5 separate regions of the Mus musculus genome follow, and regions 1, 2, 3 and 5 are each linked to region 4. The links are chromatin loops, found by intact Hi-C in ENCODE. Cell type or tissue: heart. All regions are shown on one strand. Each heading gives the region's core, and the rest is flanking DNA. Links, peaks and the distances in the headings are about the cores only.

The links. Hi-C counts contacts between places; a loop is a spot of excess contacts. Peaks named below come from ENCODE experiments on the same cell type or tissue, not always from the same donor. Only the 100,000 strongest peaks of a DNase experiment are listed, where the experiment ranks them.
Region 1: it touches region 4 in a loop (3-fold over the local background); 13 of 42 quality-filtered maps call a loop at or near these places.
Region 2: it touches region 4 in a loop (4-fold over the local background); 22 of 42 quality-filtered maps call a loop at or near these places.
Region 3: a loop joins it to region 4, with 5 times the contacts of the local background. A loop is called at or near these places in 22 of 42 quality-filtered maps.
Region 5: it touches region 4 in a loop (1.9-fold over the local background); 5 of 42 quality-filtered maps call a loop at or near these places.

What each region holds. Positions count from the first base shown.
Region 1 is chr2:27,040,041-27,046,130 of GRCm38, reverse strand. Gm13398 (a long non-coding RNA gene) reads right to left here. Exons shown (of 3, transcript XR_374184.2): 3 at 5,273-6,090. Among named protein-coding and RNA genes, the nearest start is that of Gm13398, 6.4 kb to the right of the region's middle. In heart, for the core only: a CTCF peak has its summit at 2,479 (motif pointing left); DNase peaks (open chromatin) are centred at 1,330, 1,710, 2,440 and 3,600; H3K27ac peaks cover 910 bases; H3K27me3 peaks cover 563 bases.
Region 2 is chr2:27,234,843-27,240,932 of GRCm38, reverse strand. Sardh (sarcosine dehydrogenase) reads left to right here. Exons shown (of 21, transcript NM_138665.2): 5 at 1,195-1,318; 6 at 1,466-1,566; 7 at 5,351-5,455. Among named protein-coding and RNA genes, the nearest start is that of Sardh, 9.4 kb to the left of the region's middle. In heart, for the core only: CTCF peaks have their summits at 3,400 (motif pointing right) and 5,018 (motif pointing right); DNase peaks (open chromatin) are centred at 3,398 and 4,992; H3K27ac peaks cover 524 bases; H3K27me3 peaks cover 1,088 bases.
Region 3 is chr2:27,225,858-27,231,947 of GRCm38, reverse strand. It overlaps Sardh (sarcosine dehydrogenase), which reads left to right. Exons shown (of 21, transcript NM_138665.2): 9 at 1,091-1,177; 10 at 1,420-1,510; 11 at 3,563-3,704; 12 at 4,788-4,871. Among named protein-coding and RNA genes, the nearest start is that of Sardh, 18 kb to the left of the region's middle. In heart, for the core only: a CTCF peak has its summit at 2,929 (motif pointing right); a DNase peak (open chromatin) is centred at 2,308; H3K27ac peaks cover 3,064 bases; H3K27me3 peaks cover 792 bases.
Region 4 is chr2:27,122,846-27,128,935 of GRCm38, reverse strand. The region is part of intron 1 of Fam163b (family with sequence similarity 163, member B); the gene reads left to right. Among named protein-coding and RNA genes, the nearest start is that of Fam163b, 17 kb to the left of the region's middle. In heart, for the core only: CTCF peaks have their summits at 2,771 (motif pointing left) and 5,629; a DNase peak (open chromatin) is centred at 2,775; H3K27ac peaks cover 654 bases; H3K27me3 peaks cover 1,112 bases.
Region 5 is chr2:27,174,822-27,180,911 of GRCm38, reverse strand. It overlaps Dbh (dopamine beta hydroxylase), which reads right to left. Exons shown (of 12, transcript NM_138942.3): 6 at 5,931-6,090; 7 at 3,461-3,604; 8 at 3,160-3,198; 9 at 2,665-2,724. Among named protein-coding and RNA genes, the nearest start is that of Dbh, 12 kb to the right of the region's middle. In heart, for the core only: no CTCF peak of the experiment used is centred there; no DNase peak of the experiment used is centred there; H3K27ac peaks cover 3,381 bases.

The DNA of each region.
Region 1 (6,090 bases), core at 561-5,560, 83 kb after region 4:
CTCTCTGCTGGCTCCCTCCAGCCTGAAGGACCTCTAGAGGCAGAATCCTCATTGGTTCCTGTTGCTGTGTCAAACACTGTGACCAGAAGCAACCTGGGGAGAAAAGGGTTTGCTTGACTTACAGGTTACAGCCCACGTCATTGAAAACCAAGGCAGGAACTGAAGCAGAGACCACACAGTGCTATGTATAGTCTTGTTCCCCGTGACTCAGTGAGCTTTTTTATACTGGCCAGGCCCACAGGCCCATACAGCTGGGCCCTCCTATGTTAGCTGGCTACTAACAATTAAGAAAAGGCCCATGGACATGCCCACAGGCCAATCTGATGGAGGAAATTCTTCGGTTGAGTTTTCTTCTTCTCAGGTATGTCTAGGTTTGTTTCAAGTTCACAAAAATTAAACAGGACAGGACAGGCAGCTTTACCTGCTCTGTCATTCAGGTGTCAAGGTCAAACACCCACTCAGGCATCATGTACTCCCAACTGTGTGTGTATGTGTGTTCTGTGTGCACATATATGTGTGCAAACACTCTGATTCCTTCCCGGTCACATGCTCCTAGATTGCCTTGTACACACCTTTCTCTCTGCAGTCACTCATCTCAGGAGGTGTCTGCCTGCCTGACAGAACCCTAAAAGCCAGGACTCAGTATCACAGCCTCAGTTTCCCCTCCAGGTCCTCAGCCCAGATCTAGTAGTTCTCAGAATATGATGTGTGAAGAACACCCAGGTCTTAGCTGTTTGCAGCTTTGTTTATTTTGTGTCTGTGCAGATACACTTGGAGAGGCCAGAGATGGGCCCTGGGTATCTTCATTTATGGCTTGCCACCTTATTTAATTCTTAAACATGGCTCCTCACTGGACCTAGAGCTTGCTGCTTTGGCTGTCTGGCTCACCAGCAAGCCCCCAGGCTTCTGCCTCTCTCTGTCCTGCAGAAATGAGGTTATTCTTGGACCCAGCTTTTACATAGGTGGCGGGATCCAAACCCAGATCGTCAAGCTTGTGCAGCAAGCCCTGCATCTGCTGAGCCATATTTACAACCTCTTATCCAGGCTGTACCAATACTTTAAATTTCTATTTTAACTCACTAGCAACAGAGGTCAGTGGTGATGCTGGGTGAGTTCATGAACTTTCTCAGTTACCCATGTGTGGTAGAGGACTGTAGGTACACCGATAAACAAAAGACCATTGCAGCACCCTGCTGGGCTTCATGCCTGGCTCTTTGGCCACTGTGGTTCCCAATCCACTGCAGGAAACAGTCCATCTAACTTCTGAGATGGCCCTTCCTGGTGGGTTGGGCTGCCACCCGATTCTACAGCAGAGGCTTCTAAAGGGCAGGAAAGTTGGGTGCTGTGTCCAAGGTCAATAAAAAGTGACTAGAGCCTTGACAGCAGGTTCTAACATCCTTTGTCCCTCCAGGGATACACCAGTGTCCTGTTCCAGCATGGTCCCTAAACACACGGTGTCCCTGAGGTGTGGTTTCCCATGAGTACCTACCAGACACCAGCTACACATGCTTGCACACATGCTTGCTTCACATCTGTCCCCTCCCAGACCACCCAATCAGCTGGAGCAAGACAGACAGACAGACAGACAGACAGACAGACAGACAAGAGTTCCCAGGAGAGAGCCTGCCTTGCAGGGATCCATGCCCTGTACTGCAGCCAGCCACCAACACCGCACCCCAGGAATCCTTCCCGGAGGCCTGGCTGCTGCTCGCCAGCCAGAGACTGGAGAAGTCAAGGGTTTCAGCTCCTGCTGGGGGGAAGGCCAAGGCAGCTACAGCTGGGCTTCCCAGAGGCCAGGAGCTGGTTCCAGGTCAAGTCTACACCAGGCCAGCCAGCTTTGGGGGTGAAGTGGAGGAGGAGAACTCTTGCAGATGCCAGTCCTGAGCACCAGTGAGCAAACAGAAGCACGTGGCACTTCATACAGATTAGATGGAGCACTGGATCCTGGGGCTAAGGACCCTAGGTATCCAAGAGAGTGCCCTCTGCACTTCTGAAGGGCCATTTGGTATCGGGACTAGCCTTTCTCTGAGAACCTGCATGTTCTGGAGTATTAGTTAGCCGGGAAAGTGTGTGAGGCTTGCCACACTTAGATCTAGGGAGAGAGGGGTCCTTCACATGAGCCCCACCATCCAAATGCAACCAGGATGGATTCTCAAGCCAGAGTACTGCTGAGCTGCCGGCCATTCCACATAGCCAATCTGCAGCCCGGTCCCTAGGGCCTGGGGGGGGGGGGTTAACGTAGATATGGTGTCTAGACTTTTAAACAGGAGGGATGAGAGTCGAGCTGGGAGGAGCAGCACAAAGAGGGACCTATACTACTAACTAGAGAAAAGAGGGTAAAAAGAGAGATGAGCAGAAGTGCTGGCCGCCCCTGCCTGGATGCTCAGTGCTGCTCAGTCTGGGAACAGCAGTATCTCAGCAGCCTCTGTGATCAGCCAGCAGCAGAGCTCCAGGCCCAGCACAGAAGTGCCCCCTGCTGGCCACAACTCCTATAGGGCCCTGCATTGCACAGGTCATAGGAGTACAGGCCCCAGTACTGAGTATACGTGCACACAATTCACCAGCCCCTGGACACTAGGATCTCCTTAATGGGCAAGGTCCTTCCTTGACAGTACAAAGTAGACTGTGATTTTTGTTTCAGTCTATATCTAGATGAAGGGGACTCAAAAAAAAAACCAACCAAACAAACAAACAAACAAAAACAATGAGAGAGAGAGACAGAGAGACAGAGACAGAGAGACAGAGACAGATAGCCAAGACAGCATCTCCATGGGAGAATCCCCATGATATGATGCATTAGTGTAGTCAGCCCATCTTTAATGCTAGGATACTATGTCCAATTGGCACCACTCAAACAGCACCCTGGGAAACTGGCTGAAGGGAAAGTGCCAGTCAGCTGTGTGTGCAGGCTGTTGCCCTGGTGGATGAAGAGCTAGGCTATGTCTCACTGTGGAGGCTGGATCCCCAGCTTTCAATTCTGCTTACAGTGAGGTCTATGACTGGAGAGAGGAGACAGAACGTGAGGAAATCAGGTGGAAAGGGGCGCCAGTGTGGAGTGCACCCATGAGACCAAATGCAAAAGGGCTCAGCACTGTATGAACCGTAACCACTGCTAGCCGGCTAGGGCTAGGATGTGCTGCTCTTAGACCACGAGAGTCACTCCAACCACCACCTCCACCCCCAGCAGCTTCCAGCAGTGAGGGCATTTGGAGTCTGTTTCTCATCTCAGTTTGCTGGTAAGAGGACAGCTGCAGGGGCAGATCCTGCCTGGATACAGGGTAAGGAAGAAGGCCTCAAGCCCATCCCAGCTGGGTTCTGGAGCTTTCCAGCATCTACCTGGTTCACCCTCTGTAAGGCCAATCCTACCCAGAGGCAAAAAACAGAGCCTTCACTCCCAGAGCAAACCCTGGCCTCCCTTGCGAAACAGTTTCCAGGACTGCGGCCAAATCCTGGGCACCCCAGGGTCCTTTGCTGTAGGTGGGAGGCAATGTCCCCTGCTGGTACAGGACAAAGGACAATAGGGGCAGAAAGGTCACATCACAGTCATAAACAGACAGCCTTGACCACCTCTGCCTCTCCAACCACACACACTCCCTCCCTGGGGAGGTAGTGTGTCCACCTCTGCTCCCCTGAGGTGCCCTCAGGCCTCCCGACAGAACTTTTTGGGGCATCATCTAAACTGTCAGCAAAACAAGATGAAAATTTATTAATTGCTTTTGGCTAGGAGTCCACAGGCCAGCTCCAGCCAAAAATAACTCAAAGGAAGTGTGCCAGGCCACCTGCGGCCCCAGGGGCTCCAACTGGGCTCAGTCTGAACAAGGAGCAGGCAGGGTCTTGACCTGACCCTGACGTTGGCTGGTCAGGACGGCAGGAGACTGGTGAATACTCAAGGGAGGGACAGGGCAGAGCAGTGGCACTGTGGCTTAGCCCACTTCTGGCCAGAAGTACCCAGCTATCCAAAAAACGTAATGTCATTCTTGAGCAAGAAAAGCAGCCGTGGCTACGTAGTGGCCACAGAGCTGGCGGCACCCTGGGGAGGGTGTTAGCCACAAGGAGGTGGGTGCCCGCCGGGCAGGACAGGTACAGGTATCAGCTAAGACTCTGCAGGCTTAGTCGTATAGATGAGGAGACAGAGGTTGTAGAGGGCAAGTCGCACTGGGAGGGTTCGATCCCGGGTTACCCCAGGAACAAACAGGAGCTGCTCTTAGGAGCCTAGGTATAGAAATGGATGGGGCAGTGGAGGGGACAAAGCAGCTTCCCCTGTTCCCTCTTCCTGCCCCTATGTAAGATGTTCCTAACACCTATGAGTGGGTTGGAGTCCTATAAATGTGTCAGGAATGGAGGGGACATACAGGAAAACAGGGGTCTCCCAGAACATGGCTCCCAAGGACGTCTGCCTTTCAAGGATGAGCAGTCACCCGGCCCGGGACACCGGCCTCTGCACAGGTGCCCAGCTGTAGTCTGTGTGCTGATCCCTTTTCTTGCCCCATCTGTTACCCCGCCCCTTTTTCCCCATAGCTGGTGATCCTCCAGCACTGTGAGTTGACCTTGAAGAACCTTACAGGAGGCTAGAAAGAAGATGAGGAGTAGCCAGGGGTCCCAGGGCTGTCCCAGGCACTTGGTAGCATATGGGTGGATGACCTGGCACTGCTCATCACTGCCACAAGGATGGTCTCAGCTTCCTACCCTGGGCTGCCTTTCCCCTCCTCATCCCTGTCTTTCCCCTCTCAGATGATTGCTGGCCTATCTAAGAAAGGCAGCCAGGCAGTAGCACCATCCAACTGTCCTGAGAGCCACCTCTGCCTGCCTCTGAAGACAGCAACACTATGTCTCCCCCTTCCCTCAGGATACATAGGTGATGCAGCGAGGGTTACTGGGCTCTGGAGCATACCACACGCACCTCACAGTGCTTAAAACCCTTTATCCCAAGTGAGAAGAAAGTCAACAGCCCCAGTTTATCTGATAGAAAGCCCAGGATTTTTCTATCTATAGCCTAGTGGCAACCCTGCCCAGAACCTGTGTCCACTTAATAAGTGGAAAAGGTCACAGCAGTGTTGAGTGTCCACCTGCTTCCAGCTACTCTCTTCCATAACAACAGAAAGCCATGTCTGCCCCAAGGAGGCACTGGTCTTGCGCCTGTGAGCCCCTTGCACTCTCCCTGTAAGTGTTCCCATGTCTGACCTGGCTCATAGGCAGTTTTACTCCAGCTCTTGAGAACACTCCTTCCCACCCCTTCACCCCTGCTGCTACCGTAGTACAAACACCACACGGATAAATGCATACACATGTATAATTATCCTCATGCATACATAAATACAGATGTACATAGACAAACATTCATATCCACGTGTGTATCCATACACTGTCTCTCTATAAGCCTCTGGAGGAAAACTCCAACCAGCACCACTCCTGGATTCTCTCACATGCCTGGTAAAGTCCCCAAGTCCATCCTGTGCAACAGCCAACTCACCCAAAGCACATATTTTCCTAAGCTCAGGCATCTGGCTGCCCAGTGCTCCCTGGTGCTCCCTGGAGGTGCTCCCTGGAGGTGCTCCCTGAAGACAGGCAGGAAAAAAACCTGAGGCAGAACCACAATGTTTACAGAATGGGCCACTGAATTCTATAAAACAATATTTTCCTTGCAGATGCAATTTCTTCCTGGCCTGCATTCTCCCCAGGTACTTTGTGCTGATGGGCTGGGCACTGAGAATCCAGGAATGGGGCCAGACAGAGCGAGCTGGCCACTGGAGACCTGGAAACCACAGGGCATTTTCATGAGTCCTATTTAACAATGCATGCACTTGCCCTGGCCTGCATGGGTAGCTTGTTGGCACTGGAACTGTGGTAGAACCTGGATTTCAGGCAGGCAAGCCTGGAAGAGCTTCTGTCCACGGCCCAGCTCTCCTGAGCTCCCCGAAGCCTGCAGTCGTCACGATTTCCAGGATGCTGCTGCCATCCATGCCTGACAGAAAGGACAGCGGTGAGCGCAGTCGTCGAGGGAAAGGGCACTGATGTTCTAGCTTCGCGTCTGGTCAGCTTCACAGGTGGGCAGGTGTCAGGAGGGAAGAGGGGCTTGGGGTCACACCAGAT
Region 2 (6,090 bases), core at 619-5,618, 110 kb before region 4:
ACCAATGTCCCTCTCTGGCCTCCAAATGTGCTTTTGTGCCCCCACTTTCATGTTTGATGCTGTGATAAAACACCCTGACAAAAAATAACTTAGGGAAGGAAAGGACTGACCAGTTTTTTTTGTTTTTTTCGAGACAGGGTTTCTCTGTGTAGCCCTGGCTGTCCTGGAACTCACTCTGTAGACCAGGCTGGCCTTGAACTCAGAAATCCGCCTGCCTCTGCCTCCCAAGTGCTGGGATTAAAGGCGTGCGCCACCACTGCCTTGCAGGGCTGACTAGTCTTACAACCAGGTTATGGTTTTATCATTGAGAAGTCTAGGTAGAAACTCAAGCAGTTAGCCACATCACATCCCACACTCAGGAGCAGACACACACACACACACACACACACACACACACACACACACACAGACAGAGACAGAGAGAGACAGAGACAGAGAGAGGGAGAGGGAGAGGGAGAGGGAGAGAGGATATATGATATATACGTGTACATGTATATGTATATGAATACACCCATGCCCAGCTATCTTCCTTTACTCATGCAGTCCAGACTCAGCATAGGGAATGGTGCTGCCCACCATGGACTAGGGCAGTTAACAACCAAGTCAATTCTCCGTAGATACATTCATAGGCCAACATGATCGAGATAATTCTTCAGTTAAATCTCTCTCACGGTGATTCTAGGTTGAATCAAGTTGACGTTTAAAACCAACCAGCACAGCACACAAAGCTGTCCAGACTCCCACTCATCAAGATACCATACAAACCACATGCACATACCACAAACATGCACACACAAAAAGACAAAGGAAGTAAAAAAAGAGCCCAGCAAGACTGGGCATTTTAGCATGTTTCTGTTTTCATGAAGGAATAAACAGACACACATCTTTTTAAAAACCAAAGTGATGTACAAGTATTTTCTATTTTTCAAATGAATCTTACCTACTAGAAAGCCAGCGATCCCTTGCTGTTTTGAATGAGTATCCCCACCCCTGCCACATCTGCGTAAGTTTTCCAACTAAGGAAGGGAGTGGGCTCTGCTGTCTTGTGATGTGGCTTCCATTTCTCTGGCCAAATGAATCAGGAAGAGTTCCTCACAGAAGCAGTATCCTCTGGTCCCATCCAGTGGATCACAGATGGAGGTCAGGCTGTCAGAGAGCCCCACATGGTTAAGGTGCAGTTTTTTCCCACTTCAGGTCATTGAAAACTGTGCGGTGACTGGCATCCGTGTGCGGACGGACGACTTTGGAGTGCGGCGGGTGGCAGCTGTGGAGACAGAGCATGGCTCCATCCAGACACCCTGTGTGGTCAACTGTGCAGGTTGGAACGCTGTTCCCCTGACTCCCACAGCTCAGGTCCTACCCACAAAGGACGCCTTTCTTGGGTGGGAAGTCAGGGTAGGCAGGAATTCTGAGGTGCCCCGTGCCCACTCGGGTGGCAGCTGAGTGTTCTCCATTCTGCCTCCAGGAGTGTGGGCGAGCAAGGTGGGCCGCATGGCTGGAGTGAAGGTCCCGCTGGTGGCCATGCACCATGCTTACGTCGTCACTGAGCGCATCGAGGGGATCCAGGTAAGTGATGGCGCTGGCGAACTCAGGACTTCCCCTAAAACCCGAGTTTGGACACAGTCAAATGGCACAACCCTCAGCTTTAGACTCCACTTCTGGGTGCAATGGGGACCTTCTGGGTGGTGGCAGACGCTGTGAATTTGATGGTGCAGGCTACTTTGGTCACCAGGGCCTGGCTTCTCTTTGAATCTCTAGTCTGGTAATCATGGCTACCAAGCTGGGCCATAGGCATCCAGTTTGGCTTTGTTCAGTGTCCTGGGCCTGAGTTTCAGAGAAATCAAGTGTGCTAAGTCCTGACTTATGACTCTGGTTCCTGGCACACAGCACCTCTGAGAGCCTCTGCTGAGGGAGCCCCAGACCTTGTGTGCCTCCCGCTCTCCCCTCTCTTGGTCTTCTTTCCTATGTTGTTGGCTGGGACTTTTCTGGTGCCTTACCACTGATTCCTCGTTCCCCTCACCAATCATCTGAGCACATCTTCCTCTTCCCTCTTGCCTCCTCCATCAAACCCACTACTTCCCCATCACGCCTTCCACCCTCCTCTCCTCTTCCTACCTTCTTCCCCTCTCTTTTATCCTCCATCATTCTCTTTCCATCCCTCTATCCTTTAAATCTTTATCTTATGTGCACTGGTGTTTTGCTTGCATGCATGTCTGTCTGTGTGAGGATGCTCACACACTTATGAGCTGCCGTGTGGGTGCTGGGACTAGAACCCCGGTCCTGGGAAATCAGTCAGTGCTCTTAACTCTGAGCCGTCTGCAGCCCCCCTTTATTCTTTTTGCCCTCCCATCCTTTTCTCACCATTCATTTCTTTCCTTCTATCCTTCTTGCCACCCTCCCACCTTCCATTCCTCCTCTATGCCTTCTTCCATCTATGCAGCCACTCCCCCATCCCCTTGTTCATCATCCATCTTTCCATCCCTTCTTTATTGCCTTCCATCCACCCACCCATCCATGACCCATCCCTCCTCCCCATTTACCATTCCCTTCCTCTATTCCACCATCATTCACCTACTTGCTAATTCTTTCAATGGGCATCTAATCCTGTCTCCAGCCAGTACTGACTGGAGGGGCTTCATGTTCCAGACCCTGCTCCGGGTGGTGGTGGGGAGAGAGAGACCCCCCACCCCAGTTTTTGCTTGAAGAGAAAAGGGGATCCTGCAGATAAGCAAAGGAGCAACTCCCAAAGGAGCCTCGAAGGGTTCTGGAAGGGAACCCTCCCAGGGTTCAGAGGCCCAGTGTAGGGCAGAGCCTGTCCTAAAGGACCATACAAAGTCACACAACTGACTTCCCTTAGGCCAATCAAATGTGGCTGGGCATGGGCTGCCTAACATCCCTAGCCAAGACTGGAGGACCAGTTGATCTTTTGGTAGCTCCTTGGAGGAGGAGAAGGCCACACCTCAGTGGGGATTTGAGGATGATGGAGGAGGTCACAGAGCATTTGGTTTTGATTTTGATTGACATTTCAGAGATCTAAGCCATAGGTTGTGGGGTGGGGATAGCATGAGAAGCCAGATTGCTCTTGTTTAGGGCCCAGTGATGATAGTCTTAGACAACTGCACACCTCCTCTTGCCCATGCTAGAAGCCTTGTTCCTAGGGCCTGCCTCCCCCACTTTGCATGAACCTGGCTTCCTTTCCGCCTCCAAGATGTGAAGTCTGGACGTTTCACAGTGTGAATGTAGGGGATAGCACAACAAAAACCTGGGTCTGGTCGGCTCCTGTCATTGTTCCTAGAGTAACTCCCCCTGAACACACAGTATGTCCTTACTCACAGAGACACCATGCTGACCCTGTACCAAAGGTCAGAGCTGTGGGGAGAACTTATTCCTCAGGTGGCCACCAGGGGTCACTCTCTGACCATAAAGGGCCCCAGGAGCGCCAGCCTAAGCCTGAGAAGGTGTAAATGGGAGAGGGGGGCAGTGGATGTGTCCTGGGTTGAGGGTAGCCACAGGGTGTCCACTGAGGGGCACCACTCCTCACTCCTAGCTAAAGTCTCCCTCCTGGGAAACATTAGGACAGCCTGCAGGTTCATTTATCTCCCTCCCATGAATCTCAAAATCAGAGCCAAGCTGCAAGGTCCCGGAGTGCCTGTGGGTATGCATATGGATAGGGCTTCGCTGTTTTAAGACTGTGCAGGGTACAGTCTGGAGTAATGAGAGAGTTCTCAGGACCCATCCCTCCATAGAGAAGGCTCTATGAGTTTAGCCCTGCCTAGTGCTGGGGCTAGGCAGGAGGCAGAGCCAGGTCTCAGACTTGCCCACTGCTGTGGTTCCACTCTGTGCTGAGGAGAGTCCTAAGGCTGAGGGCTTTGTATCAGGTGTCTTCTTGCCCATGTTAGCTGAGGAAGCTCCCTGCATGTGCTGTAGGATATTGTCCTCCCATAATATCAGGCTCTGGCTACAGACAAGGGCTCAATCAAGGCTTGGGTGTCCATCTTCTGTGGTAGCTTTGAGAAGCTGCTCTGGTCCTAGCCAGCTCTGCTCTGACCTTCTTGTGGCCATGGGCCCGTCCCATTCAAGACATGGTTTGCCCGTTTCTTCATTTTCATCTTCCTCCCATCTGCTTCTGCCGAGTGATGGTTACCCCATGCAGATGCCAAGCCCAGGGCCGAGCCCAGGCTGTGGATTAGAAGTCCACATCTTCCCACTTAGCCTAGGAGGGTGCAGTCATTGTTCTAAGCCTCCAGGTTCCCTTTTCTTCCTTTAACATTTTTATAGCATTCATGCATTTGTGTGTGTGTGTGTGTGTGTGTGTGTGTGCATCTCTGGAGGTCAAAGAATAAGTTATGAGGTTGGTCCTTCTACCATGTGGGTACCTGAGATCAGACATGGGGTTATCAGTCTCAGTGGCAAGCTCCTTTACCCAGTGAGCCATCTCGCTGGGCCAGCTTTCTTTTCCTCTCCCACTCCTTTTCTTATTTGTGCTCAGCCTCACCGTCTGGGTCTCATGTAGCTCAGGCTACTCTTGGGCTAATTTTGTAGTCAAGGATGACCTGGAATCCCTGATCGTCTAGCACCACGACGCCCAGTCCATGCAGTGCTGGAGACAGAACTTGCTGAGGATTTCAAACGTGCTGGCAAGCAGTCTACCAACGGAGCCACAGCCTCAGCGCTGCTTCCTTTTCTGCAGCATGGGTAGTAATTGTGTATGGGGCTGTGCTGAAGCAGAGCAAGGTGATGTGGTGAGCAAATACTAGCCTCTAGCAGGAGCTCATGGGGGTAGCGATGATGATGTCCAGCAATCAGGCTGACTTCCAGGAGGAAGCAGTCAGCAGGGTTTGAAGCAGCTGGGGAAGATTTGGGGACAGAATTGGAGTGGAGCCATATTGTCCACCCGAGTAGGGTGGACTCCTGTATGGAGAGAGCAGTGGAGTTGCTGGGCAGACACATGTGTGCTGAACCTAGGAGAGGCAGTACTGAGGGGGAGGGACATCCTGCCGAGACAGGAGCATGGGCTTCCTGGCCACCAGGGGTCTCCACAATCCTGTGCTATTTTGCTCTGGGATTCCTTTATCTTTGGAGTATTAGTGCTGCTGGTCTTGGAAGGGCTGACTGTTATTATTTTAAAACAGTATTTAGTTATCGAAAATATGGCAGTGCTTCTGAAAGCAGTCCTGAACTCAGGCACTGTGAGCAGGGCCTCTTCGACGTGTTCCTGTCTGTCTCTTTCTGCTCATCTCCAGTGTAGGCGAAGGTGCCACAGTCCACCCAGAGCTGGGCCTTCCCCAGTGCATAGGGACCAGTCCTAAAGGCTGCTTGAAGCTTGTGGTCTCTCTGCTTTGCCTTCCAGAACATGCCCAATGTCCGGGATCACGATGCTTCTGTCTACCTCCGACTGCAGGGGGATGCCTTGTCTGTGGGTGGCTATGAGGCCAACCCTATCTTTTGGGAGGAGGTAAGACACCCCCCTCAAGGGTCCCATGGTGGAAAGGCAGAGGTGCCTTGGCCTCACCCAACTTGAGTGCTTCTGAGAGCTAGCACTCAGCTATACCAGAAGCCAGGGTGGGATGGTCTCCCACCTTAGCATGAGACAAAGCCGGGACTCTAGAAGAACTGAGAAATGACCTAGCCCTTTGTTGGCCAGCAGCAATGATGGACCTTCTGAGGCCCCCCCCCTGCCCCTCTGTCCCTCTCCATGGCCACAGTGGGGCCTCAGGACTGGAGGACAATCCAGATGTCCACAAACAGACTGACTAGACGGCGATTCTGGGCCAAATGCCACTTTAGTTCTGGGAAGGGTGGGGGACACTAAGATAATGGCCCCTGCCCCAAACTGTCTGGAGGTAAGGAGTCAAACAAAAGTTCACAGGGTTGAGTAGCGCAATGTGGGTGGTGACTGCACCCCAAGTCTAGTTAGTAGGTCCTAGATCGTCAAAGAGGTCGGGCTGAAGGCACAGGAGGGCTGGATGGCCAGTTGCTAAGGTTGTAGTGGCCTAGGAGTAGCTCCAGCTTGCCCCTGACATAGGATCCCCTCACCCCCTTTAGGCAGGGTCTCTCTATGAAGCTCTAACTGTCTCAGAACTCACTATG
Region 3 (6,090 bases), core at 661-5,660, 100 kb before region 4:
CAGGAACGAGGGCTTGGTCCCTTGGTCCCTGCAACTTCCTACTATTTGAAAGCCTCTTTCCTCTCAGTCTGTCCGGTTACCCTCAGCTCAGACGCTCTGCCCATCAGCAGCTGAGGCTCTGAGCACCCTTTGAGGAGCAGGATAGGTGTGTTAGTTTTCTACCTGCAGGTGCTAAGGACCTGGCATTGGATCCGTGCACCTTTGCTGACTGACTGGAGACAGCTGAGCCCAGCCAGACAGCTTTCTCTTCTGTGATAAAGCATTGGGCAGTAACAGTTCATAGCATACAGGATTGTGGGGAGCATCTGGCTTACCTTGGGGTACTTTCTATGAGACAACCTCATTTTCGCTTATTTGACTGTTTGATTTCTGTCTTTCTTGCTGTTCGATCAGCTCTACTGGGTGGAATCTGTCTTGCGTAGAGCTTCCTCCCAGGGCCAAGCATATGATAGGTGGGGTACAGCTGTTTGTAGGTTCACCCAGCCCTGGAGAGTCAGTACTGGGATCCTGATTATTCAACAGAGGAAACAAAGGCACAGAGAGGCAGAGCGGCTTGCTTGAAGAGTTAAACAGATGAATTCATGACTATGGCTACAGTTTCCTCTGATCTCCGAGGCACCCTGATAGTAAAGAAAATGCATTCATTCATTCATTCATTCATTCAAGAGCACTTGGCTAGCCTCCATGCTAAGCCTGGGTACATGGTTGTTAGCAAGGTCTAGTCCTCATTCTTAATGTTCAGTGGGCAATGAATGACAGAGAAAGATGGTGGTTCATTGAGGGAAGTTGCAGCACTATGATGGGTCAGAGGAATGCCACTTGTTGGTAGGACAGTGACAGTGTTCCTGAGATGAATTTGGGCCCATGGGGTAGACCTGGTTAGAACATAGGTCAAGTGCTTAGGAGAACAAGAACAGGAGCAATCTGGGAGGCTCCCTGGAGGTAACAGTATTATTACCTTGGGTTATAAGGATGGAAGGTTTCAACAAAGGAGGTATCCAAGGGCTGCTTCTGAGTCCCTATTGTCCTAGGACAGACTACCTCAAGTGCCTGAGGCCTGCAGCAGTCTGAGGCCTCTCCTTCTTTTCAGAATCCTTCACACCTGACCATAAGCCCCTGATGGGGGAGGCTCCTGAACTCCGTGGCTTCTTCCTTGGCTGTGGCTTCAACAGTGCAGGTGAGGGGGCATATGCGGGTGAGGCCCCATATCCCTGAGCCCGGGAGGTACTCCCCCATGGTATAGAGATTGGGGGTGGGGCTGTGTGTGGTGCAGAGTGCAACCCTGCTAGAAGGCAAGTAGCCCCTCAACATCCAAGTATGAGGACAGGGTTCATGTGGGGCTGCCTGGAGATAGGGGCTTACAGTTGGATGGGGGGGGCAAGGGAAGCAGGTTGTAGCCCTGCATTTCTGTCTCACCAGGCATGATGTTGGGTGGTGGCTGTGGACAAGAGCTGGCCCATTGGATTGTGCACGGGCGCCCAGAGAAGGACATGTACAGCTATGACATCAGGCAAGTATGGTGGCTGGAGTCAGAAGGCAGGGTAGCTGGTTGGGACAGCAGGACACAGGGGCGAGGGCTGTTTTAGGAAGGAACCTTCCTTGAGACCCAGATGATCTCTTGGAAGTGGAGGCATCAAGGGTGGAAGGGGAGAAGGCAATGGTTGGTAGGTGTCATGGAGGAGCGCCTGGGTTGGGCAGTCCGTAGTCTCTGTGTGTCCAGGATCTCTTGGCCTGGGTCCTACCTGACCCACTATCCACACCAATAGGATTCCATCATTCTATGGCACAGTCTCCTCGGGGAGACTGTGGCTAGGGAGACGGGCCTAGCCAGGATCATTGTTAGTGTGAAGGACCAGGAGCTGAGCTGAGTCTGGTGGCTCTTTCTTCAATCCAAGGCCTGACATGAGTCAGACTCAACACTGGGCAGGCTCTGCCCTATGGTGCAGGACAGTCAGCATGGGCAGGCTGGTGTGGGCACAGAGAATGACTTTGGGTCTGTGTGGAAGCTCTGGGCACTGAACCATATAGCTTGGGCCAAATGCTGATGGCAGGAGCCTGAAGGCATCCTAGGGCTCTATGGCCTGCTGCAAGGGCTCCCAGGCAAGCAGCAGGAGACTGCCATTCTGTCTGACCCAGGCTCCATGACTCATTCATAGAATAGTTTTATTGACCTGTGCAGTATGGTCCGTTGCCGGGGCCATACCAGGCACTGCAAGGCACCATAGGGACTGAGCAGCTGGGCAAGAGACTGTTTCTTGGTCTGTTGTGTCTGCAGTTAGTATGTGCTCTTGGCCAATAGTCCCCTGAAGGAACCCAGCTGCCTGTTGACCTGATACAGGGACACAGTTGGGTGAAGGGACTGCTGGCTCAGCTCAGGATGTCCCACAGCCCTGCCAGCTTGTCTCTTCTTGGCTAGATGAGAACATTGCACCCATGAGGGAGGTGATGTCTGTTGCCACAAAGACAGATGGCCGGCTCTGAAAACCCCAGAATGCCACCCCTACCCAGCTTCTGGCGCTGTGAGGTCTGCTCTATACCCCCTCAGAGACTGTGCAGCCACGCTTAAACTTTCCCTCCTGGAGATGAATGTTCTAGAAATGATACAGCTGCAAGAGGCTTTAGGGAAGGGTCTGTTCATACTCCTCCCACTGCAAAACATAGCGGGATGACCTGCCCTTCTCCAGCTGTGTGGTCAGAGGCACAGGGCCATTCTCAGTGCTACCCCTTCCAGCAGCAAGGACCAGATCAGCTGGGATCATCTGTACCTGTGTAATATACCTGGGGACCCACTGTAGACTGAGAGAGAGAGAGAGAGAGAGAGAGAGAGAGAGAGAGAGAGAGAGAGAGAGAGAGTAAGAAAAACAGAAAGAAGAGAGAGACACAGACACACAGAGGGAGACAGACACACAGAGAGAGCCAGAGGGGGGCAGTGTGAACCAAAGCCTGTCTCTCTTCAGTGCCACCTGTTTATAACTAGGTCAAGGACATAATATGCTTCTCCACCTTCACCGATGAGAGACCCTCAGTAAGGGACATGTGTAGGGCAGCCAGCATTAGGTTCTAGGTGCTTCTAGATCCCACCTGCAAGGGAAGGTCCCTGGGCTTCCTCAGCACCAGGGGCCCCCAGACCACAGCAGATGCTTCTCTTAAAGCAGAGCAAATGGGTCCCATTGTGAAACCACACCCCCAGATGTGTGGCCTTGGGCTACTCCTTCTCTCAGCCACAGTTTCTGCATTTGTAAGATGGAAAGATGGGCCACTCACCTCCCCGGCTGTTGTGGACATATTTAGTCTAAATTCAGGGTAGTATTTAGCATTATAATACATAGCAAAAGACCAAGTCTCAACACCTGGGCATCTTGAGCCCACACATATGGTTGCCTTACCCTACCTGGCAGAGATCGATCATGGACTGGTCTCATGACATCCTTAGCTGTGTTACTTGTGAGAGAGGTGGTTTGTGACTGAGTAAAGAGGCTAACCCTGGCCCAGATTTGGTGCAGGTTGGATCCTTGACAGGTTGTCCACAAGTGGTGATCCATCCTCTTTATATTGGTGGCAGGCGTTTCCATCACTCGCTCACGGACCACACCCGCTGGATCCGAGAGCGCAGCCATGAGTCCTATGCCAAGAACTACTCGGTTGTCTTCCCACACGATGAGCCACTGGCAGGACGCAACATGAGGAGAGACCCCCTGCATGAGGTATGCAGGCACGGACAACCTGAGGAGCCTGGAGGGCCTTGGCGGTTGGGGTGACAGACACTTGTGGGATATTCTACTGTAGGGCTGTGCTCCCTGAGGTCTGTGTCGGGTGCTGTGGCAGGGTTGGGTGGAAGAGACTAGTTTCCACAGGGGCTTTAGGCCAAGTGGAGAGACAGATGTCCTGAAAGCAGCCTCCGGGTGGTGGAGATAGCTCAGGTGGTGCAGTGTTTGCATGTAAGCATGAAGAGCCCACATATAAAAATGGGCCTTGTGCCTCAGTGATCCCAGCACTGGGGAGGCAGAGACAGGAGGGTCCTAGCCTAGTCAGTGAGCTTCAGGTTCAATGAAAAACCCTCTCTCATAACACAAGGTGGATGGCATGTGGGAACTTCCAAGGTTGTTCTCTGTCCTCCACACAGATGTGCACACACACACACACACACACACACACACACACACACACACGGACAGATGGACGGATGGACATGGGTGTCTGCCCCAGGGCTGCAGCAGTGCAGGAGGTGGGGTCTGGGTGGTAGAGGGCATGGTGAGTATGTACAGGCATGTATCAGAGCAGCCAGGCTGAGCATAGAGAGAGACAGACATCTCACCACAGTCTTCTTGGGATACCATCTCTGTTTTCTGGAAGACTCAAGATCAAGTTGTCCCTGACATGGTTCCTGACTAAAGCCTTATTGGCTGCAGACAACCACTGTCTTGCTATGTCCTCTTTAGAGCACAGCACATCCCAGCAGGTCCTTCTCTGGACTGGCACTCTGGGATTGGGACCCACTCTTTGATCTTATTTAACCCCAATGCTCTCCCTATAGGCTCAGTCTCTGGACTATGAGACTAGTGGTTTGGGCTTCAGTATATGTGCTGCTGGGGGGCAGGCACAGCTCAGCACATGGCAGCTCATTCTCTAGATTATGGATTCTTGTGAGGCAAGGGCGCTGTGGGAGCTCTGGGGAGGAGCAGCTACCTGCTTCCTTGAGCACTCTTGGGTATGAGTGGTAGGTGCCCTGGCTCCGTATCCTGTGTGGTGTCTGGCCTTGTGTGATGGGCTCTCTCTGTCTTCACCAGGAGCTGCTTGGACAAGGCTGTGTGTTTCAAGAGCGACAGGGATGGGAACGGCCGGGATGGTTCAACCCCCAGGAAACAGCTCAGGTGAGCAAAGACTCTTGGCCACCGGTTTATGTAACTGGGAGGCCCTGGGCCTCTCATACCCCTTTCCATCTCAGCATCCTCCCAGCCACCCAAGTCAGGCTGATCCAGTGTGCCTCAGGCTGTGGCGACAGGTCAGTTGTCCGCACCCAGGAAGCTGAGAGAGTCCTGAGCACCTCAGCGGTAAGACTCCTTTAAAGGCTTGCTTGCAGTGGCCCGGCTTTCCACACCCACATGGGCACGCCCTGGATGCCAGCACAGACTCACAGTGTGGACAGACTGGAGGATCCCCCTGAGGAGGAATGCAGGCCCTTTCACACACTGTTCGAGAATGTATATTTGGCAACACCAACTGTTAGCTGCTGTTAGTGGGAGGAACTGTGCCTCAGTGTTTCAGTTTATCCACTGAACCATCCCACACGCTGGCCTCTGGGATGCTGTAGGGGTCTCCCCAGAGCTTCCTAGGAACAGCCCCTGAGAGCAGACTACAGAGGCTTTGAGGCCCACTTGTGTGCAAATTAACCCTTTCCTGCAGATCAGCCCCATCGCGTTACAGCGTGACCCTCATCCGGCTTCTCAGTTAGCCAGGTCCACGACTCACTGCAGGGCAAACTCAGGGCCTCAGTAACAGGGCCTTTTCTCTCACTGGTCCTGGAGGCAGAGTCGGCAGGGTGGGCTCAGAGCCTCAGTCCTGGAGGTCTTAGGCAAGGAGAGGTACTTAGTGGGATGGGAAGCCTCGTGATCCTCCAGTGAGAAGACTTTATATCCTACCCAGGAGCCAGTCTGGAAAACCTTGTAGAGTTAAAGCAGATGGATATTCCTTCTAGGGCCTCAGAGACCAGGGGAAGTATGTTTGGCTGGAGAAGGAGAGATACTGGGGAGGGCCTCAAAGATGTCATGGCTGACAGGGGCACTGGGCATAACAGGTTAACTAAGGTAGATCCCCGGTTCCCGGAGTTCAGCTCTTATCCCTGAAAGGTGAGTGAAGCCTACAGTTAGAGTTGCAGCTGTGGAAGAAGAGATTCATAGATTCTTTATTCACCTCTGCAGTGGGGAGGAAGCCACTCAGAGCCTGAGGTCACAGAGGAGGGGGACAGGGAAGGCATCTGACCCATGTGACAGATCTCAGGGGATGGTGGGACAGTAGAGAGGAGCCAGACACTTGTGCCTTCTCAGAGTTTCTTAGGAACAGTCACAGATACCAGTCATACCTGCCTAGCTT
Region 4 (6,090 bases), core at 735-5,734:
AAACAGGAGTGGTGGCACATCCCTGTCATCACAACACTTTGGAGGATGAAGCGAGAGGATCCTGAGTTTGAGGCCAGCCTGGGCTGCTTGGTTAGATCCTGCCACAGTAAACGACATAAAGTATCAGGACACAAGACAGTATGAGAGGAGGGATGTCTAAGTTTCTGTTCGAGTCTTTCTGATATCCAGGCAGACATGATGTCAAGTACTGTGAGGGGAAACTGATGCTCAGAGGTCTGAGCATGGGCTGCGTGGGGTCCCTTGATGTGATAGGCGTGGCTGGTGCTCAGGCCTGGTGCGCACCACAGGAGTGTGGTTTTGTGCAAGGCTGAAGGGACAGGTTTGCTTCCCAGCTGGGCTGCCTCCCGTGATAGTGCTCATTCCCACCTGCCAGCAATCACTCCCATCAACCCCCTGGTCTGGCTGAAGCTTGTTCCTCTCCCAAAGCCATTCCGACTTACTGACTCAAATGGACTCAGCTCTCACTCGATGTATGTCTGTTCCCGCCCAGTCTTACCAGTGCCCCCACCCAGATCCAGGGTTGGACACAGTATCCAAGCAGAGACCTGTGACTATGCTCAATGGGTGATTGGGTCCTTTCAGAGAAGCCCTGAGAACTGCTAGAGGCACCTCTGGGGCATATGGGGTTGGGGCAAACCAGCCCAGTCATGCTCCAGCCTCAGCTAGGGATACAGCAAAACTACAAGGAAGACATGGCCGGGCCTTCCAGGTCAGAGAAGCTAGCCACTTGCATGTCCAACACTGTCCTGTCCTGAAACAGAGGGAGCCAGCCAGGCCTCGGAGGGACAGAGTGGGGACCCAAGGAGTAAGACATGTATTCTGAGAGCCTTATGGGCCTGGCCTTGCCTTGGCACTCTTTGGTTAGCACAGGGTCCTTAGAGTGTGGCTCCTATGCTGCTGGCACCAGCACCCTCCCAGAGCTGGTAAAGTGTGTCTGGGACCTACTCAGAAGCCCCCAACATAGACCCATCCACCAGGATATGAGGCCCCAGGGGAATGTAGACAGACTATGATGGGGGACTGGCTGGCAGTGTCTCCAGCAGGTAAAGCTTGGGAGGGAACAGGATAAAGTGAGCACCGGATGCGCCCTGCATCTTTTTCAGTTACTGCCCCACCCCAGCTTCCCAGGACCTGAGCCTCCCAGCCTGCCATAGTGGTAGATTGAAGGCCATAGGGCAGGGGGAAAACCAAGGTGTGCCAAACCTTCTGCTTCTTAAAACACTGGTGGTCTCACAGCTGCCACCACTTGGCAGGGGCATAGCAGCAGCTAATGCAGCTCTGCAGGGCAGCCTAGAGACAGTGAGCTATTGCAGCGCTGCAGGGCAGCCTAGAGAGGGTGAGCTAGAGAGAGTGAGCTAATACAGTGGAACAAGGTAGCCTAGAGAGAGAGCTGGAGCAGGGAGAGAGTGCTAGGCCTTTGAGAATAGCCCAGAATGCTCTAGTCTTGGCCTAACACCTTTTTCAGGGCTTTGCATGGATGCTCGGGGAGCCTGGAGCTAATGCAGAGCAGTGAGACCCAGAGCCTAGACCCAGAGTGCCCTTCAGTATCCTGGCACGTTCATTTGCTGAAAGGTTCAGTGAGTGTGTGTGTGTGTGTGTGTGTGTGTGTGTGTGTGTGTGTATGTGTGTGTGTGTCTGTGCAAATGTGTGTGTGTGTGCGAGAGAGTGTGTGTGTGTGTGTCAGTGTCCAGTGGCTCTCTCAGTCCTGTTCCACACATGATCTGCCAGCAACTTTGCCCACAGGGTGTTTCACAGAGGGATCCTCAGCACAGTTTAGAATTCCTGGTTGGGTTCAGAGTTCTGAACCATGCTGTCAGCTTGGATTTGTGGGTTTTCTTGCACCCCAGGACTGTTAGGCAGAGATGGCAGGGTAGGCAGGGGTCTGGTAAATGCAGTGTGAGTGGGTGTGGCTGGTCAAGCAAGCGGAGAGGGGCCTGTAGACCTGGTCCATCACCACCTATCTATCTCAGGCTAGGTTGGGGGAAGACTAACAGGATGGTGCCCATTCAGCTTGCACTCAACTGTTCTACCTCCCCTTGCCCATCAAGTTGATAGCTTCCCTTTCCACAGCCAGCATACAGAGGAGCCAGCCCTGCAGGCTTCACACCATTGAGCCCTTGAGGTGCATCAGCAGGGGTCTCCAGGCCTCTCTTCAGCTCAGGGGGGTGGTGGTGGGGGGACTTGAATTTAAGGCACCTGGACTTGGCCCCGCCCACCCTGCCTGCAGCTTCCGTTGCTGCTCTCTTTGTGAAGATGTTCCAGCCATGAATAACATGCTGTGAGGGTTAAGAGAGTGTTTGCACGGTTAATTCATGGGGTGATAACAGTTCCAGCTATCCAGGCCTTGCACCACCCTGTCCCTCTCTGCCCATATTCCAGGCCCTGAACTGGAACCAAGAGTTATGCTGAGCTCTTCGGAGAGAAAATTTCACATTATTATTAAACAAACAAACAAACAAACAAACAAACGAGCAGAAAGCCAACAGCAACCAAAAGGTTTTTGAAACCTGACCACTGCACTTTGTTACCTGTAAGAGGAAGAAGGGCAACCCCAGAAAAGCACTGAGTGGAACAGCAGCTCTCTTGACTGGAAGCAGGCAGGGGAGGGAAGGGGCTACAGGAAGTAGACCCCCTCCTCACACTACGTGCTACTGCCACACTCAGCACACACTGGTGCTTTCCCCCACCGACCCAGTCCACACAACAGCATTCCGATTCAGCCCCCCACTGAATGCTACAGTACTGCCCCCTTGTGGCCGGAGGACTGACAACAGGTAGGAAGCCAGTTCGTCTTTCCTGGGGTGGGGTCGGTGATAAGGGAACCTGTGTCCTCACACCTCTAGGCAGCTGAGCCTGGGGATGAGAGAAGACGTCAGCTCTGGGTAGCATGCTCGCCCTCGCTCACCCGTGTTTCTGCTGTGTGACTGTGTGAGCTTCTCTTTCCAATATTGACCTGTGCTATTTCCTGTGTGAAGAATAATAACAGGCCTTTCCCGGATGCCCTAGGGACTGAAGGAGGAGGTGGAGGCTATCACATCTGTCCTGGTGTAGAGACTAACTACGGGGTGTGTGCTTACTGTTATGGAGAGGCACTGGGAAGAGAGCCAGGGTATGTAGTTGAGGTGGTGACCTGTGAAGATTTGGGTTTGGGAAGCCCAGTGGAGAATTTGATAGCAAGGTCAGAGACCCAGCTTGAGTGATTCTAGCTCATGCCTTGGATGTTTCTAGTCATCCTCCTGTTGGAGAGTAGCTATCCCAACTTGGTTAGAGTAGGTTGGCCATTGAAGGGCCAGATATACAGGGATGGAAGCCAAGTGTGTGCAAATCCTTGACAGGTGTGTGACTATCTCAGAGGGGGTGGGAAGGGTAGACCTTTGAGCAGCAGATGAGTTCAGCCGGTCTTTGGTAGTTTGAATGAAAATGGCCCCATAGCCTCATAGGGACTGGCATTATTAGGAGGTGTGGCATTGTTGGACAAAGTGTGTCACTGGGGGGTGGGCTTTGAGGTTTCAGAAGCTCAAGCCAGGCCCAGTGGCTGTCTCTTCCTGCTGCCTGCAGATCCAGATGGAGAACTCTCAGCCACTCCTCTCTCATCACATCTGCCTGCATGCCACCATGCTTCCCACCATGATGATAATGGACTAAACCTCTGAACTGTAAGCCAGCCCTAATGATATGTCCTTTATAAGAGTTGCCTTGGTCATGGTGTCTCTTTGCAGCAATAGAACATTGACTAAGACAGAGTCCTTTACCTTGCTGCCATCTGCATTTCCTCCTAGCCCACTGAGCCCAGAAGAAGCTCACCCCTCACTGAAGCAAAGCTCCTTCTTTAGTGGGGCAGAGCCACTCCCTGTCTACACAGGAGGGAATAAGCTATACTTTCCTATGCCACTTAGCACAGGCCCCTGAACCTCACTTGTGGACACAGCCCACACAGGCTTCCTCGGCCTGAGGCCACCACTCCATGCCTGATTGACAATGGTGTTCATTTGTCTATCAGGTTCTGCAGTCCCAGGAGGGGAATTCTGGCTTTTTCCCCCTGATTGTGTGCAATAGGAGATCAGATAAGGATAGGTTCAAGGTGGGTCCTGTCTGTCACCTTTTTTTGTTTTTATGTATGTGTGTCTGTCTCTGTGTGTCTGTGTGTTTCTCTCTGTGTGTCTGTGTATGTGTGTGTCTGTCTATCTCTGTGTATCTGTGTGTGTTTCTCTCTCTGTGTATGTCTTGTGTTTCTATGTGTGTGTGTGTCTTGTATGTATTTCTGTGTATCTGTCTTTGTCTCTCTGTCTCTGTGTGTGTGCCTGTGTGTCTGTCTCTGTGTGTCTATATGTCTTTGTCTCTGTGTGTGTCTATGTGTCTGTCTGTCTCTGTGTGTCTGTGTGTAATTAATACCATGTCTTCCTCTACTGTTTTCCGATATTTTTAATAATATTTCTTGAGACATCATCTCTCATTGAATCCTCGGTTTGCTGATTTTACTGACTATCTGGCTAGTTACCTCCCTGGTACTGGGGTTCTAGACCGAGCCACCACACAGGCTTCTACATGAGCACTGGAGACCAGACTGCTTCTCATGCTTATACAGCAAGCACTTTACAGCAAGCACTTTTCCCAATGAGCCGTCTTCCCAGCCCCCACTTTCCCTCTTGCTCTCCCCTACCCTCCACGTGTTCTCTCCAACTCTCTGTACCTCAGGGAGACCCAAGAGAGGGCATACAAGCCCAGTCTAGGAAACTGAGTCCTAGATCAGGCAGAAGCTGATGAAAAAAAAAATCTGCTGGCTCCTGGAGTAAACCCACCAAAACAGGGCCCAACAGGTTCCAGCCATGTTCATGAGGCCAGCAATCACTCACACACCCAAGGAGCCAGCTTCAGCCCTCAGCCAGCAGCTTCATCCCCTCTGTACCCCACCTAACCCCCACCCCTCTAATCTCTGCATCCCCATTCCCAAGCCTGGGTCCTTTACTATGGCTCTGGGGTGGGAAGTTGGTTCTCTGGGGTTCAGGCAGAATGGAGACTCCTGCCAGAGGTTTGAGACAACCCCAGCTGTGTAGGGATCTCAAGAAGTGGGAAAAACCCAGTCCCACTCCCATTTCCTGCTTCCTTACCATCCTGGGCTTCTTCTCTAGGGCATGCTTTTACCCTGGAGAAGCCTGGTTTCTTCTCTGCTCCTGTCTTCACGCCCACCCTCATAGCTCTGCTGCCCAGCTCTGAGCCACACTCGTGTGGATGGGGACAGGACTTTTTTCCTCGGGAATTCTCTGTAGGTGAGACACTTTGGCTTTGGGTCGGTTGGAGCTGATCAGCATGAAGCCTTCTGGAGTGGAATCCACAAGGCTTTGAACTGCAGGACGGTTCCTCCTGCCGCACAGTCTCAGTCCACTGGATATCGGCCTCTCTCTTCGCTCAGTCCACTGGGTATAGGCAATCTCTCTTCGCTCAGTAGGTGGTCTCACTTTCCAGGTCTCTTTATTTCTATAGAATATGGGTCAGGTTATCTCTGCAAGGAGATTTCAGAAGGCCTGGGCTTCTGTTGACTGGTTCCCTCAGCCACCAGGAAAAGTTATCCACCTAGAGGGAGCCCTAGAGTGAGATGGGCTTGCCCACCAGACATGGCTAGGCTCAGTGATCTGGTTTGACTGAGTTTTCGGCTGGGGTCTGAGAAGATATTCCACCTACGACACCCTGGAGAAGGCTGGTGGAATGTATGGGTCCCTATGTTCCTTCTGGGGGACACTTCAGGAGTGCAAGCCACCAAGCAGGCAAGCTCAGGGCATCTGTGTATCTTGTGCCAACATCTTCCTAACCAATCTTACGTCTAGGTGCATTAGTCTCCTCATTGTGGGAATTTTATGGGGTCCTCTACAGATTATGAACCCCTGGGAACCTTCCTGGGTCCTCAGGGCCCTGGTGGAGCTGAGAGGGGAGGGGGACAAATCCCAACCCTGCTGGCAGCTGCCCCCTGTCAGCCCTCCCTTGTGGTGGGCTCTGGTTAGTGTCTCTGAGACCAACCCAGCCACACAGAGCTGCTGAACACTTTCCCATCTATTTATTATTGAACGAACGCAG
Region 5 (6,090 bases), core at 404-5,403, 52 kb before region 4:
CTTTCTTGTGACTACTTGTTTGCCTTCTTGCAGCAGGGTAGCATCTAAAACTCCCCTGCCCCCAGGATAGAGCCAAGAGGGAGGTCCCCCCCAAAACTCTCCTGTCCCCAGGATAGAGCCAGGAGGGAGGTCCCCCCCACACACTCATGGGGTTTGCTAATGGTAGGGAGAACAGAGAGAGACCCAGTGAATAGGCACCAGATAGTGACTTTTTAAAAAGCCAGAAACAAAATGACAGAGCCTTGCTGTTCCTATCTTATGGGTTACCGCAACGGAGTCTTAGGGAGCAGGGGACAAGACCCCATGACCCCAGTGGGAACTGACCTCCCTACATATTACAAACCTCACTGGCTAAAAGTCATATTGGTACTGCAGAGATGCTAGTACAAGGAACAGTCTCAGGAACCCAGGCCACCTAGCCACACTATGGAAGGGACAGAGCAGGTGACATTCCTACTGCTTACTTTGTGCTCTGAGAGCTAGTGAACTAACCCTGAGTCGGGGTGGGGGGAGAAAGAGCTCCGTCTGCATCAGATCAGTGTCAGGAACGGCGGAGAGCCCAGGCCAAAGCTGTCTTAGCCTCTCTCCAGGATCCTGGCTCTTTGTGAACATGATGTTGGGAGGGAGATTTTATTTGGCTGGTTAGAACTGGTTAAAGATAGAAAGGCCTTCACTAATTCATGACAGACCACATGGGTGGGGCAAAGCTCGGCTGGCCCCTGCTTGGGTGGTTGGGGCCTGGGTATCTCTATGGAGGAGCGGGGGAAGGAAGTTCATCATAAGAAGTTGGCCTGCTCGCTGTGTGCTAGATGGGTCTTCCTGCAGCGTCTGCATGCCCCAAGCCCCCACGCTTCAGTTTTCATAGCTCTCAGTGAGCATGGGGACCCCCAACACTCCCCCCCAGCACTGTTGCCTCAGAGATCAAGAATAAGAACATAGCCTGGATGCCAGGAGTAGATTCTCCTTCCATCCTCTCTCTCACTTTGGGAAGGAAGCTGCATTTCAAAATCCACTATTTCTTTGGATCCACAGGTAGTCCGAGGTGGGAAGCTCAGGTCCGCCTCTGGAAGCTCCCATTTCCTCTGATCTCAGATAAAGCCTCCCATCCCACCCCCGAAGTCCTGAGCCCTAAACAGCCAAGGACTTGTATCTTGAAGCTTGGACTTGAAGACCTAGCATCTGATATTTTAGTTGCTTGCCAGGCCAGTGGCCATAACATCCCAACACAACTAAGGCACTATGAATCAGAAAAGGCAGGAACACAGCCCTGGCAGAAGCGCCTCTAGCTCTCTTCCACCAGTGACTGGCAGGTGCCTCCCTGCCTCTACCCATAGCAGATGCACCTGTAAAAGGAGCCGAGGCCTGTGAAAGCATCTGGGGACATGCTTGCCTTAGATACCGGCACGAGACTAAGACGGATTAAATGTACGGGAAAGAATCCAGCCACAGCAGGCTGCATAGCCTCTAAATCCAGTGATGAGAAATGTCCAGAATAGAAACATCTAGAGCAAGCGGATCTGTGTTGGGCTGGGCGAGGGGACTGGAGGCAATAGCTGAGGCCTGACTGTGTGCATGGATCTGTGAACGTGCTTCCAGGCAACAAGCTGCACACTTCACACACTTCAGCTGTGTGGAATGTGAGTCATCTCACAAGAAGGCTATTTAAAGAACACATGTGAAACAGAGTGGGGAACCCTGGACCGTGGCTGAAGGCCCAGGATACGGTGCAGAGAACAGTGCTCAGTATTGGTAGGAGTTCCCAGGGTTGAGGGATGCCAGGGTGGGATGCGGCCCATGTGCTAATTATTGGGTGTACAGGATCAATTAGAAGGTTAGTAAAATTAATGACTGGGAATAGTGTCCCCACTATTCCCCCACTAAACCATGGAAAACATCCCTCTTCCTTGTCCAACGTGCTCCAGCTGGATGACACATTTCCTGCATATCTCACTTTGAAAATAGTCCTCGCACCAGGTACTCCTCCTCCCTGGGCTATCCACAGTCCAGCCCCAGACAAGACCCAGGTCACTTCCCTAGTGTGGCTGACCCCATCTACCTGCCTGGTGCTGCCCACATCGCCACACTCCCCCACAGCTGAACATCCTAAGAACAACCTTTTTCCTCTGAGGCTCCTGGCTCATGCTGCCAGCCAAAGCTCTTTTCCATCTCTCCCCAACTCTCACATCCTTCCTGTCATCTCTGGGAAATGTCTGCTGAAGTTTCTGTGACCCTGTCATTTTGGTTATCTCCTGTAGCAGATATCTCCCCAGGTGGACTTTTGAATTTCAAAGTACTTCTTGGCTCCCTCCCATGTCAGAGAGACACTGAGCACATGGGTACCAATGAGAGTCCATCTTAGTGGTGCTCAGATGAAGTCCTGAAGCTGTATTGACAGTGTTACCTCCGTGTTGGACTCAGTGGGGTAAGTGCAGAGTCCAGCATGCTGCCTGTGTCACAGGAACTAGGAGTCTGGGGGAGAAGAGTTGCTAGAGATCGGGCTTCAGAAGCTTCCCCTGAGATGGTCGATCCATTCGGGGAATGCAGGAGGGGCAGTCCTGCCTCTGGCAGCCTACACTCAACCCTGGGAATGTTTAGAAATCTTTAAGCAGACTCTGGGCTGTTCATTTCTCTGTGTGGGTGGCTGAAAAAGCCAGTGTGACTTACCACTGTGGCCAGCGTCTTGTTTTCTGTGTTGTATGTGCATGAAGTGATGAGTACGTCCCCCTGGAGAGAGAGGCAGCAGATACATCAGCTCCTGCCCACCCAGTGCAGACAGGGCTGCTCAGCTCACCTCCATGGTGACCAAGCCACTATGATGTGTGACCTCCCAAGAGGACCCCAGCATCCTCCACAGTGAGGTTCCGAATCTAAGCATCCCTGGCACTTATATCCATCAGTGGCCTCATGGTCTGGCTGGCCATGTTGGATCCCCAGTTCTGTGTGGGCAAAGACTACATCTTGGCACCCCCATCTCTTTCCAGTGTTGTCAGGGGATGAAACTCTTTGAGGTTGTGGTTAAGCTGAAGATACCAGGCAATGTCCCCTCTGTGCCATGAAGCCCACATGTACCTTACCCAGCCCAGCTGTGCCTGCCCCTCTGTTCTCTGTCTCTCGGGCACAGTACTGTCCAAATATCTTCTGCCCCAGCCGGGCACTCACCGGGTAGACTGTCACAACCTTCTTCAGCATTCTGATCTCCTGCAATCAGGAAGAGAGGAGATGGAAAGAGCTGTGGACCCTGATCCAATCACCTTGTTCTTCCCCACCAAACCCTCCCTGGGTTTCAGTTCTGCCTGGGGAATGTCAGGACTGACCAAATGTGGGCTTCAATCAGGGGAAGACAAACTCAATCGAGTCATCACCAAGACATTGTAGCCTGGGTCAGGGACCATCACCCAAGGTCAGAGGTCAGCCCTGGGAAACAGAAGGCCTTGGAGGCTGGTGACAGGCAGGTCGTCACCTGGAAGTGGGGGCTGTAGTGGTTGTCCCTGTTCACCACCTTCCTCTCTTGGCCATCCCTGGCGAGCACAGTAACCACCTTCCTGCCCGTCAGGTGTGTATGAAGCTGAGAGGCAAAGATGTGGATTCCGGAGTCCTGCAGTGCCTGTGGGAAGAGCAGAATCAGACACCAGAGGAAAGGGACAAGGACCCAGAGCAGAGGCAGCATCCCTGGGCTTACCAGAACAATTGCTTTTTTCACGTGATTCTCTCTGATCTCTATCATAAACCTGCCAGAGAGTGGCTTGTTCAAGAGCGTATGGTGGCCAGAAGCCCAGGCCCTTGAAACCCCAACCAGCAGCCAGACTACAGAACATGTTCAGGGCAGATGACACCCCTCTCCTTTGGTCTCCTTGGGGGTCCCCAAGAGCTGAGTTCTCCTTCTCCTCAGCCTGCAGACCTCTGAAGCCCTTCCAATGCTGGCAGGATAGGAGCTTCCTTCTTGTGGGCTCCCTGTCAATTGATGTTTGCAATTCCCACCATATGCAGGGGCCCAGGCAGGGACTGTGCACAAAAGGCCGTATTCTCTCTGAGGTCACTGTGACCCTGGTCAACAGCAGTGATGTTGACCACTAAGCCAGTGGCAGAAAGATTGCCAGCCCTAATGTGGGGAGGCCCCCTTTTCTCATTAAGGCATTCGGGCAGTTCCAAGGAACAGTTGTTTCCCTCATCTGTGTTCATATTTTTAGATACCAAGTGTTCTCGGATGGACCATTAAACATGCCACCATTCATGACCCTGCCATGGTCCTTGGCTCCTCTCACACTGCCAGCCAGAGCTGAAGATCCTGGTGCCGGCAGCTGGCATCCGATGACCCTAGACTGCTGTGCTTTCTTCAACTCGTCTGCCTTTACTTCTGAACCTTCTGTCTTGCTCTGGCCGGCTATTGTCCCTGCTTTTCACATTGTGGATCTCTTTATCCCCCTTGCAATGAAAACTGAGGCCTTCAGGACTAAACTGTGACAACATATGCTGTCTAGTGAGCCAGGGTTGCAGGTGTATGGCAGAATGTGATCCATAGACACAGGTCTAAGAAGCCAGCATCACCCCTCCTGACCTGTCCGTTTTGACTTGGGAGGAAAGTTGATTTCTCACCCTGGCCCCAGGCTAAAGCTTTTGATTGAGTATAAGAACAGATGTGTCTCAGCCTGAGAACATTAGGCCTAGCTAATACTTCAAAGACCAGGCGCTCAGGTACGGAGGACTCTTGAGAACAGGTGTCATCCCATGAGTACACTGGGAAGGAACCTTCACTATGAGCTCTGTAACAAAGAAACCTGGCTCCGCAGTGCAGCTTTGGGCTATGTGTCCTCTCTTGGCAGGCCTGGATCTCCCTGTCTTCAGTCCAGGAATATGTACAATTCCATGACAGGTCACTGTAAGAAGCAGGGGGTCAGCCAGCAAAGAAGGCAGGACACATAGCAGACAGTAAAGTCACATCTGTGACATCAAAAAAGCTCCAGACAGTAAGACTGATGGCAGGCAGCCAGAGGAACTTGCAAAGGGCGAGAGCAGATGTTAGCAGAAATGAACAGAGGCTGCAGACAACTGAGAGGTGCAGGTCTGTGCGCTGCCTGCCCTCAGACCACGGGCAACCATCACAACTGCCACAGCATGAGTGCGAAGACGTCACCGACAGTCTAGGGAGGGCTCTGTGAGATCCCCATTGCTGGCTCTCCCCGTCCTTACTGAGTAGACCTCCATGTAGGAAATTCCTCACCAGCTCCACAGCAGCTTCTTGCCAGGTGGGAAGAGAGCCCAGCTAAGACAGCGGTGCAGCTGAGAATGAGGGCAGCCTGGCACAGGCAAGGAGCCACTGTCTGCTTGCTACAGAAGCCGAGGCTCCTGCTATGTCACCTTGTGCTTGCATGGCCTCAGGGACACTGGGTACTTTGCTGCCTCCCCTAGTCCCTGCTTGGTGAAACGTGATATGAGGGAGGCTGCACAGCCTGTAAAAGGTGAGTCCCATTTGGAAGTTTGGATACTCCTATAACAAAAGCAGTTAAAATGTACTGTGTGGGGTTACACAGAGATGGCTCAGCTGCTAAAAGTGCTTGTTGCTCTTTCAGAGGACTTGGGTTCAGTTCCCAGCACCCTGGTTGGAAGGCTCACAACCACCTAACTCCATCTTCAAGGGATCCAATACCCTCTTCTGGCCTTAGCTAGAACACACACACACACACACACACACACACACACACACACACACACACATGCGCACACACAGAGAGAGACAGAGTGACAGAGCCAGAGAGAAGGAGGAGGAGCATATAATCAAACACATAAATAAACATTTTTAAAGTGACATATTTCAAACAGGTGTGCAGAGACTCAGACAACCTTGATTCCAGGTCAGGGGTTCAAAGTCCTCTTGCTGCTCTCCCCTGGTCATCACAAGCAGTGGGTTGTGTGTAGGACCCTGTCCTACTCACCATCTGGGTGCACTTGTCTGTGCAGTAGCCGGTCAACACAAAGGCAGTCTCCTGAGGGGGGATGGCCATCAAGGGTGTATACACCAGTCCGAGCTCCATGATGCCCGCATCATAGCGTCGGAGAGTAGCTGTGTAGTGTAGGCGGATGCCAGAGGAGTCC